2 separate regions of the Homo sapiens genome follow, and region 1 is linked to region 2. The links are chromatin contacts, found by Hi-C in ENCODE. All regions are on one chromosome and are shown on one strand. The core of a region is the stretch at or near the end of the contact, and the rest is flanking DNA. Distances in the headings are between cores, read along the strand shown. Region 1 holds the start of IL11RA (interleukin 11 receptor subunit alpha). Region 2 holds the start of NOL6 (nucleolar protein 6).

The links. A loop is a pair of places that touch in the nucleus more often than their neighbours do. Pooled maps may share reads with other maps.
Region 1: a pooled map shows a loop between it and region 2 (2.2-fold over the local background). The contact joins the promoter of IL11RA here to the promoter of NOL6 in region 2. A Hi-C loop is called at or near these places in 6 of 50 pooled maps.

Annotation. Positions count from the first base shown.
Region 1 is chr9:34,650,625-34,653,646 of GRCh38, forward strand. IL11RA (interleukin 11 receptor subunit alpha) reads left to right here and starts at 1,561. Exons shown (of 13, transcript NM_001142784.3): 1 at 1,561-1,609. GALT (galactose-1-phosphate uridylyltransferase) reads left to right here. Exons shown (of 11, transcript NM_000155.4): 11 at 1-411. RefSeq lists a silencer at 1,517-1,616.
Region 2 is chr9:33,471,901-33,477,547 of GRCh38, forward strand. It overlaps NOL6 (nucleolar protein 6), which reads right to left and starts at 2,024. Exons shown (of 26, transcript NM_022917.5): 1 at 1,889-2,024; 2 at 306-512; 3 at 104-220. The coding sequence starts at 1,942. LOC107987061 (a long non-coding RNA gene) reads left to right here and starts at 2,240. Exons shown (of 3, transcript XR_001746648.3): 1 at 2,240-2,297. RefSeq lists an enhancer at 1,636-1,975.

The DNA.
Region 1 (3,022 bases), core at 311-2,810, 1.2 Mb after region 2:
CTAGGGTTAAAAGCTAAAGGCATAGCTCCAGCTACAACTTTTCTTTGTCTACAGATGTGTAAAATCTTGATGCAAAAATCTACCCCAAATTTCTGAACAAAATTAATATTCAGTATTATATCTAGCCTATAGATTCTCTTACTCTTGGTGTAATGACAGCATTCCCAGTTTAGGAAACTGTTTTAAAATCTTGTGTCTTGGTTGTGGCTGAGGCTTTGGGAAGGCCAGAGCCCCCTTTGCCACCACCCCTAGGGTGTCAGCTCCAAGCCTGGGCCTGAGGGTTTGATGGGGAGCGGGTGAGCTGGATCCTGATCCCAGTGGTCAGTGGCCAGATCCTGGGCTGCTGGCCAGAACCCTGGCTTTGTGAGTGGCTGCAGCTTGGCTCTGCTCCAGCCCACAGGGGCTAAAGGGGCGGGTAGGGAGTGTGTAGGGAGCGTGTACGTGGCTTTGTGTCCTTGGCTCCTCCAGACTCTCACATGTGCGGGCACCATATACTTCTGCTGCCCTTGTGCCCCAATCATTGCACAAACAGAAACAGCTCTGACAGAGAAGGGACTGCTAGAGTTAGGAACCCTAGGGCCTGGAAGGAAGGTATGGCTCTCAGAGTGACCTGGGGTCTATTCAGTCCCCTCTGGACCTGTTTCCCTGGCAACGCTGTGGGAACAACAGTCTATGCAACACAGGAGACCTGATGCCACTGGTGTCCTCCAAATTTTAAGGCGAAGGCAGGCATTGTGAATGATGCAGGGATGGCCAGAATGGTTTTTGCCTTCGTTCTTTCCCCAGGGGAACCAAGCCTGTGGGTGGGGAAATCACACTAAGGCTGGACAGTGACTGAATCTGGCCCAGGAGAAACTTGGCTGCCTGCCTTCCAGACCAGGGTTTTTCTTCCCTGAGATCCTGGAGGGGAAGTACCTGGAACTTGGGAGTGTTGCCCTGGTCTGGAAGATCTGATAGACATAGTATGCACACATTTCCCTCGAGCTTCCCATGACTGGGGAGTAGATGAGAACCCTGAGTGGGTGGCTGGTTTCTTGAGGCATACATATACCCGACACACCTTACACCTCTGATTTGGCTGCATTTTGGAATCATCTGGGAAGTTTTAAACAATACTGGTGCCTAGGTCCAACCTCCAGAGACTCTGATTTAATTGGTATGGGGTGGGGTTTTGCAGTTTTCAAACCACAATATCCAGCAAAGTTTGAGAACCACTGCCCTACACAGCCCTCCTTCTTCTTTATCTTATCTGGAGTCAGGGGCACCTTCAGCTTCTCCAATCACCTGGCCAGTGGCTCTTGTTTCCAGTCCTGCTGTTCCAGGGTGGATAGGCCTTCAGGCGGAGACCCAGGAATCCAGCTCCAGACTCTGTCCCAAGCAGCCTCTTCAGTCCGGGACGGGACAGGAAGTGTCCGGCGGAGGTGGGGGTGGAGGTGATTGGCAGTTGGAGTCTCCAATGGGCCAGGAGCCCCCCTATTTCACTCCTCTCCTTCCATTGGCGCCTGGGCGGAGCCACCCCCGCTGCGGGGGCCCAGGGCGGGAGGGAGTAGAGGCCGGGGCAGAGGGCGAGGGCGAGGGCAGAGGGCGCTGGCGGCAGCGGCCGCGGAAGGTGAGGCCTGGTGTAGACGCCAAAGTCTTGTCAGGAGTGGGCGGGGCAGGGTGATGTATGATCTGAAAGGCCGGGAGTGACTAACGACTGTCAGTGTGTATGTGCCTGTGAGGCTGTGTCTGTGTGACAGTATCATTGTGTGCGATTCTGAGTGTCACTTGGTGCAGCTGTCAGCTAATGTGACTGCGTGTGTCAGTGTGCATGGAGCTGGAGGTGCATGTGGCTGTGCAAGTGTGGGATTATGTGTGTATCTGTCAATGCACATTTTTGGTGGGACTGGGTTGTGTGTTTGTGTGAGAGGGACTGTGACCACATGAGGGAATGTGTTTTGGGAAGGTCTCTGTGGGGTTTGAGACCATGTCTGCCAGCGTGAGAGTGGGTGGCTGGCTTTGTGTGTGCCAATGTGTGACTTCAGCAGTAGCAGAGCAAAAGTGAGGTTTGTGACTATGTGTGTGTCCTGGGTCCTAACTTAAACCGTGTGGGAGTACAGCTGTATTCATGTATTGGGGGACCTACCTCAAGAGCCCATGGGACTGACCTTTCTCTTAAGTGTCCAGCATTGACAGACACACCCACAACACACGTGGCTTCCCCTCCTTCCTCTGCTCAAGAATCCCCAGCATCAGGTCTACTGCTCCTTATTTTCTGTTTCCCTGCTTGGCTCAGTTTCCCTTACGTGCCGTTTTCTGTCCCTATTGCTGTCTTACTAGAGATACCTCTGTGTGTTTCTTCACAGCTTTGTTCCCCTGGTCTCTCTGTGTGGGTGCATTTCCAGTTTTGCCTTTCCTTTCTCTCTGTCTCTCTCTGTGCCCCTATGCCTGCCTTCCCTGCTGATCTTGATCTCTGGCTAGTTGGGGGCCTGTAACAGTGATGAGATGCGGGTCTGCCCCGGCTAAGAGCTCCCTGAGAGAGGGGGCTTAGACCATGATGAAGAGTTGCTTTTAGGCGGTGCTGTGAGCCCTGGTAGGGGCTGTGTGCGTGTGTGACTGCGTGAGTGTATGAATATGTGTAAGTGTGTCTGAGTCTGAGGCGGTGTGGCTGTGCCCGTGTGACTGTGAGTGACCGCATGTGAGAGTGTATGAGTCTGAGGGTAACTGTGGGTCTTGTGTATCTGGCACCAAGGGACCAAAGGCATTTCCTGGTGCTGGGGCCCAAAGAATGGAGGGGGAGGTGAGAAATGGCTGGAACTTCCAGGGGAGGGGGAACTGGACTCTTTGGCCTCTCCTTATATCCCCCAACCTGGGGCCTCCCTTCCCCTGGAAGCACAGCCAGCTGTACCCTAAGGAAACATTTGGTGAGGAGTGAAAAGAGGGGGAGTTTGTATCTGATTTTTCATTTGATTGTGTCCACGTGTGTTCAAAGGCATGCCCTTTTGTTAACTGTGCCTCTTGAGTCTGTGTGTGAATGTGACTG
Region 2 (5,647 bases), core at 774-3,273:
CTGCACCCCAACCCTTAAACAGAGTAACAGCAAGGCCCCTGTTTGATATACCCCCACTGGAGGTCTCTCTTGGGCTTCCCAGTTCCCCAGGCCACTTGCTTACCTCTGTCTCAGGGACTGAGGGCACCCTCACAACCCGCTGGTTGACCTCCCGTAGGAAGGCATCAATCCGATCCTTCTTCTTCTCTGACAGCCTTACTTCCTTTAGTAGCTCCTCTACCTGTAAGAGAGGGTAGAAGACAGTCCATCAGCCTCAGGGTCCCAGGTACACACCTCGAACAAAAGCTGCAGACACTCAACAGTACCTGTAAACGAAGCAAGCTGGAGTGGAACAAGATCTCAGTCTCCCGAAGGCGATTAAGCTCCTCATTGGTAGGCTCCTTGTACAGTTCTGCCCTGCTGAGCTTCACTGGCTGCAGGAGGCCCTTCGCTGGAGGTTCAGCCAATGTACGCTTCCTGGAGGATGCTTTCTTCCCCTCTTTGCCTGTGCCTTCCAGGGCTGGTTCCATCACCTGTGGCCAGTGAGGGAGAAGCCATTTTGAGGTAATAGGTATCTAGCATCTGCTGCCTAAAGTGCCACCATGATAGGTTGTGGGTAAAAGCTTCACCTGCTCTGTCCCTCTTTTGAGTAGGAGTCAGATTTTGTAAAACTCAGGAGAATCGTTACTTGGATGAACATCACTGAGCGCTGAGCCGAAAATTCCTTGAGTTAAGAGCTCTCCTGTCTACCTGACACCACAAGCATGGAGCTCTGTTTGGAATTGGTAGTGATAGAAGCTGACTGGGCCCAGGCTGGACACGGTGGCTGACGCCTGTAATCCCAGCAGTTTGGGAGGTGGAGCTGGGCGGATCAGCTGAAGTCAGGAGTTCGAAATCAGCCTGGCCAACATGGGGAAACTCCGTCTCTATTAAAAATACAAAAATTAGCCAGGTGTGGTGGCACATGCCTGTAATCTCAGCTACGCGGGAGACTGAGGCAGGAAAATCACTTGAACCCAGGAGGCAGAGGCTGAAGTGAGCCGAGATCGTGCCATTGCATTCTAGCCTGGGCAACAGAGCAAGACTGTCAAAAAAAAAAAAAAAAAAAAGAAGCTGACTGAGCCCTGCCCTAAGTAATGCCCAGGCCCCTTGTATTTTCAGGAAGTTTCCTCTTCTGCTGATATAGGCCTGGGACTTCTCAAATGTCTTTCCCATTCTCGCTCCAACCAAATCCTGCCAGGTTCCACCTCCTCTAGGAAGACCTGACTGCCTCAGTTTACACTAAATACTCACTGATGGAAGGAGCTAGAACCGACTGGACCCCAGAGGACACATTTAGCAAGTCATTAAATCCTCAAAATAATTCTTGAAGACACTTGAAGTCCCACTATTCACTCGAGGTTCCACAACTGGTACACCCGTACTATGAGCAGGCTTCAAAGGCAAGCGTGCAGGATCCCAAACCTTTTCCCCTACAGCCGTGGGCCCATCCGCTCCACGATGCCTCTCATCCCAGAGAGCCTTACTGGAGCGCTCCAGGAGAGGCACCGTATGCCCTCCGCTACAGCGGGGAGCACAGAACTGGACACAAATTCTGTGGAGGAAGATCCCGCTTATCGTCAAGGACCACCAAATAAAAGAAACGACCCAAGTGTGGGTCTCTTCAACTTTGAGGTGCAGAGCTCCAGAAGAGAGCAGAGGCTCTACCGGCTTCACTGCTTCTAACCAAATACTGCCAGGTTCCATCACCCCTAGCAAGCCCTGTCTCAGTGCCACTGGCTGGAAACATCCTCCAGAATGGGCCGCCGGCATGGCTTTCACCCGCAAGCTGTCAGATCACGCCATCTCGGGCCCTGCAGCCAAGGGAGCGCACATTGAGCCTCTGTTCCTCCCCGATGGCTCAACCCACCTCTGGCTCTCCAGTCGCTCCGCGAAGCTGCTCTCCAGCTGGCGCCGGCCCCATCACTCAGGGTCCAGCACTCTCCCGCACTTCAGATTCTAGCCGGGTCTATACCTCATAGCTTCCCACGTGGGCGGAAATGCCTAACTCCAGGCCCAAGTCCAGCCCACCCCAATTCCTCAGGACTCCACCCACTCCAGAGCTATTGGATTATCAGTCGATTACTCGCTTGCCATTGGCCGGGCAGTCTCAAGGCCCGCCCATTAGGGGAGGGGACAAACGGGTTTCTGTGCTTTACGGCCTCTTCGCGACGCTAGAACGGAAGCCTGCCCGTAGCTAGGCCTTTGCTTTCTTTTCCTCACTTCCTTCGCGTGGCTGCAATCGGGAAGGGCGGAGCTAGTTTGTTCCTTTTGGTCAGGTTTGTTTACAGCAGTTATTCCTCCCTTTTTCTTTATTTGCTACACCTTATCAGTTAACAAATCTTGTCAGTTCTACCTCCAAAACATACCTTGAATTTATTCATTTTTCTGTGTCTTCACTGCCAGGTTTAGCCCGTCACATCATCTTGTTCCCGAATTATTGTTATGACTTTTCTCCAGTTTTTACTTATTACTTAGCTTATTACAATTTCAAGTAATTTAGTTATTTTTATTTATTTATTTATTTATTTATTTATTTATTTATTTATTTATTTTTGGAGTAGTCTTGCTCTGTCGCCCAGGCTGGAGTGCAGTGGCACGATCTCAGCTCCCTGCATCCTCCCTCTCCCAGGCTCAAGCGATTCTCGTGCCTCAGCCTCCTGAGGAGCTGGGATTACAGGCAGGTACCATCACACCCGTCTAATTTTTGTATTTTCACTAGAGATGGGGTTTCCTCATGTTGCCTAGGCTGGTCTCAAACTCCTGACTGCCAGTGACCCGCCCACCTTGGCCTCCCGAAATGCTGGGATTACAGGCCTGAGCCACTGCTCCCGGCCTATTTTTAAACTATTAAAAATTTAAAACAAATGTTGCAAGAATAATATAATGAATGCGCATATACTCTTCACCTAGATTCACTTAGTGTTACTATTTTGCCAAGTTTATCTTTACCTATGTATTTACATATTATTTTGCAAAACCATTTGAAAACCAATCACACATCTCCCTAAATACTTAGGTATGTATCTACTAAGATCAAGGACTACCTCTTATGTAAGCACAGCCCGATTATGAAATTAAGGAAATTTAATCGTGATTCAATACTAGTATACAAATTCCATCTTTAAATTTTGTCAGTTATTCCAGTAATAACCGTTATATGTTTCATTTTATTTCCTAATGCAGGATCATCTAAATTCAACTATTACCATATAATATATATATATATATATATATATATATATATATATATATTTTTTTTTTTTTTTTTTTTTTTTTTTTTTGAGAGAGAGTGAGTGTCCCTCTGTTGCCCAGGCTAGAGTGCAGTGGGTCGATCTCAGCTTACTGCAACATCCACCTCCTGGTTCAATTGATTATTGTGGCTCAGCTTCCCAAGTAGCTGGGATTACAGGCATGCGCCAACACACCAGGCCAATTTTTGTATTTTTAGTAGAGACAGAGTTTCACCATGATGGCCAGCCTGATCTCAAACTCTGGCCTCAAGTGATCTGCCCTCCTCAGTCTCCCAAAATGCTGGGATTACAGGGGTGAGCCACCGTGCCCAGTCTAAAAATTTGTATTGAAGTACAATATACATAAGGAAAAATGTACATATCCCAAGTGTAAAGCTTGAATACTAACAAACCAAACATACTCATATAGTCAGCTCCCAGAAAATAAGCAGAACATTTCCTGCACCTTCAGAATCTCCCCTCATGCTGCCCTCTAGTAACTCTGCCCCCAACAATCACTATTCTGACTTCAAACAGTGCAGGTCAGTTTATACAATAGCTTTTTTATTATTTATTATTTATTTATTTATTTATTTTTTGAGACAGAGTCTCACTCTGTCGCCCAGGCCGGAGTGCAGTGGCACGATCTCGGCTCACTGCAAGCTCCACCTCCCGGGTTCAAGTGATTCTCCTGCCTCAGCCTGCCAAGTAGCTGGGACTACAGGCGCCCGCCACCACGCCCGGCTAATTTTTTGTATTTTTTAGTAGAGACGGGGTTTCACCGTGTTAGCCAGGATGGTCTTGATCTCCTGACCTCATGATCCACCCGCCTTGGCCTCTGAAAGTGCTAGGATTACAGGCGTGAGCCACCGCGCCCGGCTATGCGATAGCTTTTTAAGGAAGTTTCAGAAGAGCGGTATGTCCATTTTCAATTCATTTTCCACACAGCTGCCAGAATTAGTTTTCTAAAATAGAAATTCTATCATGTCACTTCCTTTTAAAAACTCATCAGTGTCTTCCAATTGTACTTAAAACTAAACACAAACTTCAACTTCCATAAAGTCATGATCAATATGGCCCTTCACTTGCTATTCCTTCTTTTTATTTTATTTTATTTTTTTTTTTTTGCGACAGAGTCTTGCTCTGTCACCCAGGCTGGAGTGCAGAGGTGCAATCTTAGATCACTGCAACCTCCGCCTCCCAGATTCAAGCGATTCTCTTGCCTCAGCCTCCCTAGTAGAGTAGCTGGGACTACAGGCACATGCCACCACACCCGGCTAATTTTTGTATTTTTAGTAAAGACAAGGTTTCACCATGTTGGCTAGGCTGGTCTCAAACTCCTGACCTCAAGTGATCCGCTCACCTCAGCCTCCAAAAGTGCTGGGATTACAGGGGTGAGCCACCTTGCCCAGCTATTCCATCTTTTTTGTGGGAGAAGAGGGGCAAGTTCTCGCTCTGTTGCCTAGGCTAGAATACAGTGGTGGAATCACACCTCAGCCTCCTGAGTAATTGAGACTACACACGCGCACCACCATGCCTGGCTAATTTCTGTATTTCTGTGTAGACTTTTGCCATGTTGCCCAGGCTGGTTTCAAACTCCTGAGCGCAAGGAATCTGCCGGCCTCGGCCTTCGAAAATGCTGGGATTACAGGCATCGGCCACTGCCTGGCCCTCATCATTTTTCTTGCTACTCCACCCCTGGTTCCCTGAGCTACAGCAACATCAGCTTTCTTTCAGTTCCTTCGTTGTATTAAGTTCTTTCCTAACTCCGGGACTTCACCCAAGCTGTTTGTTCCATTTGGAATTTTGCTTTCTTGGCTTTTTCTCCTTTTCATCTTTCACCTCTCAGCATAAATATCACCTCTGGACTCAAACCATCCTCCCACCCCAGCTTCCTGGCTAGCTGGGACCACAGGCGTGCACCACACACTCGACTAATTTTTTGTAGAGACAGGATTTCACCATGTTGCCCAGGCTGGTCTCAAATTCCTGGACTCAAGTGATCCTCCCACCTTGGCCTCCCGAAGTGCTAGGATTACAGGCTTGAGCCACTGTGCCCGGCCAAGGTCTTAACTAAAGTCCTAAAATATGTTCTCTAAACAAATATAGATATGTTTTCTTTCTTTTTTTTTTTTTTTTTTTGAGATGGAGTCTTTCTCTGTCACGCAGGCTGCAGTGCAGTGGCAAGATCTCAGCTTACTGCAACTTCCACCTCCCAAGTTTAAGTGATTCTCCTGCCTCAGCCTCTGGAGTAGCTGGGATGACAGCCACATACCACCACACCTGGCTAATTTTTGCATTTTTAGTAGAGTAGGCCACCATGTTGGCCAGACTGGTCTTGAACCCCTGTCCTCAAGTGATCTGCCCTCCTCTGCCTCCCAGAGTACTGGGATTAC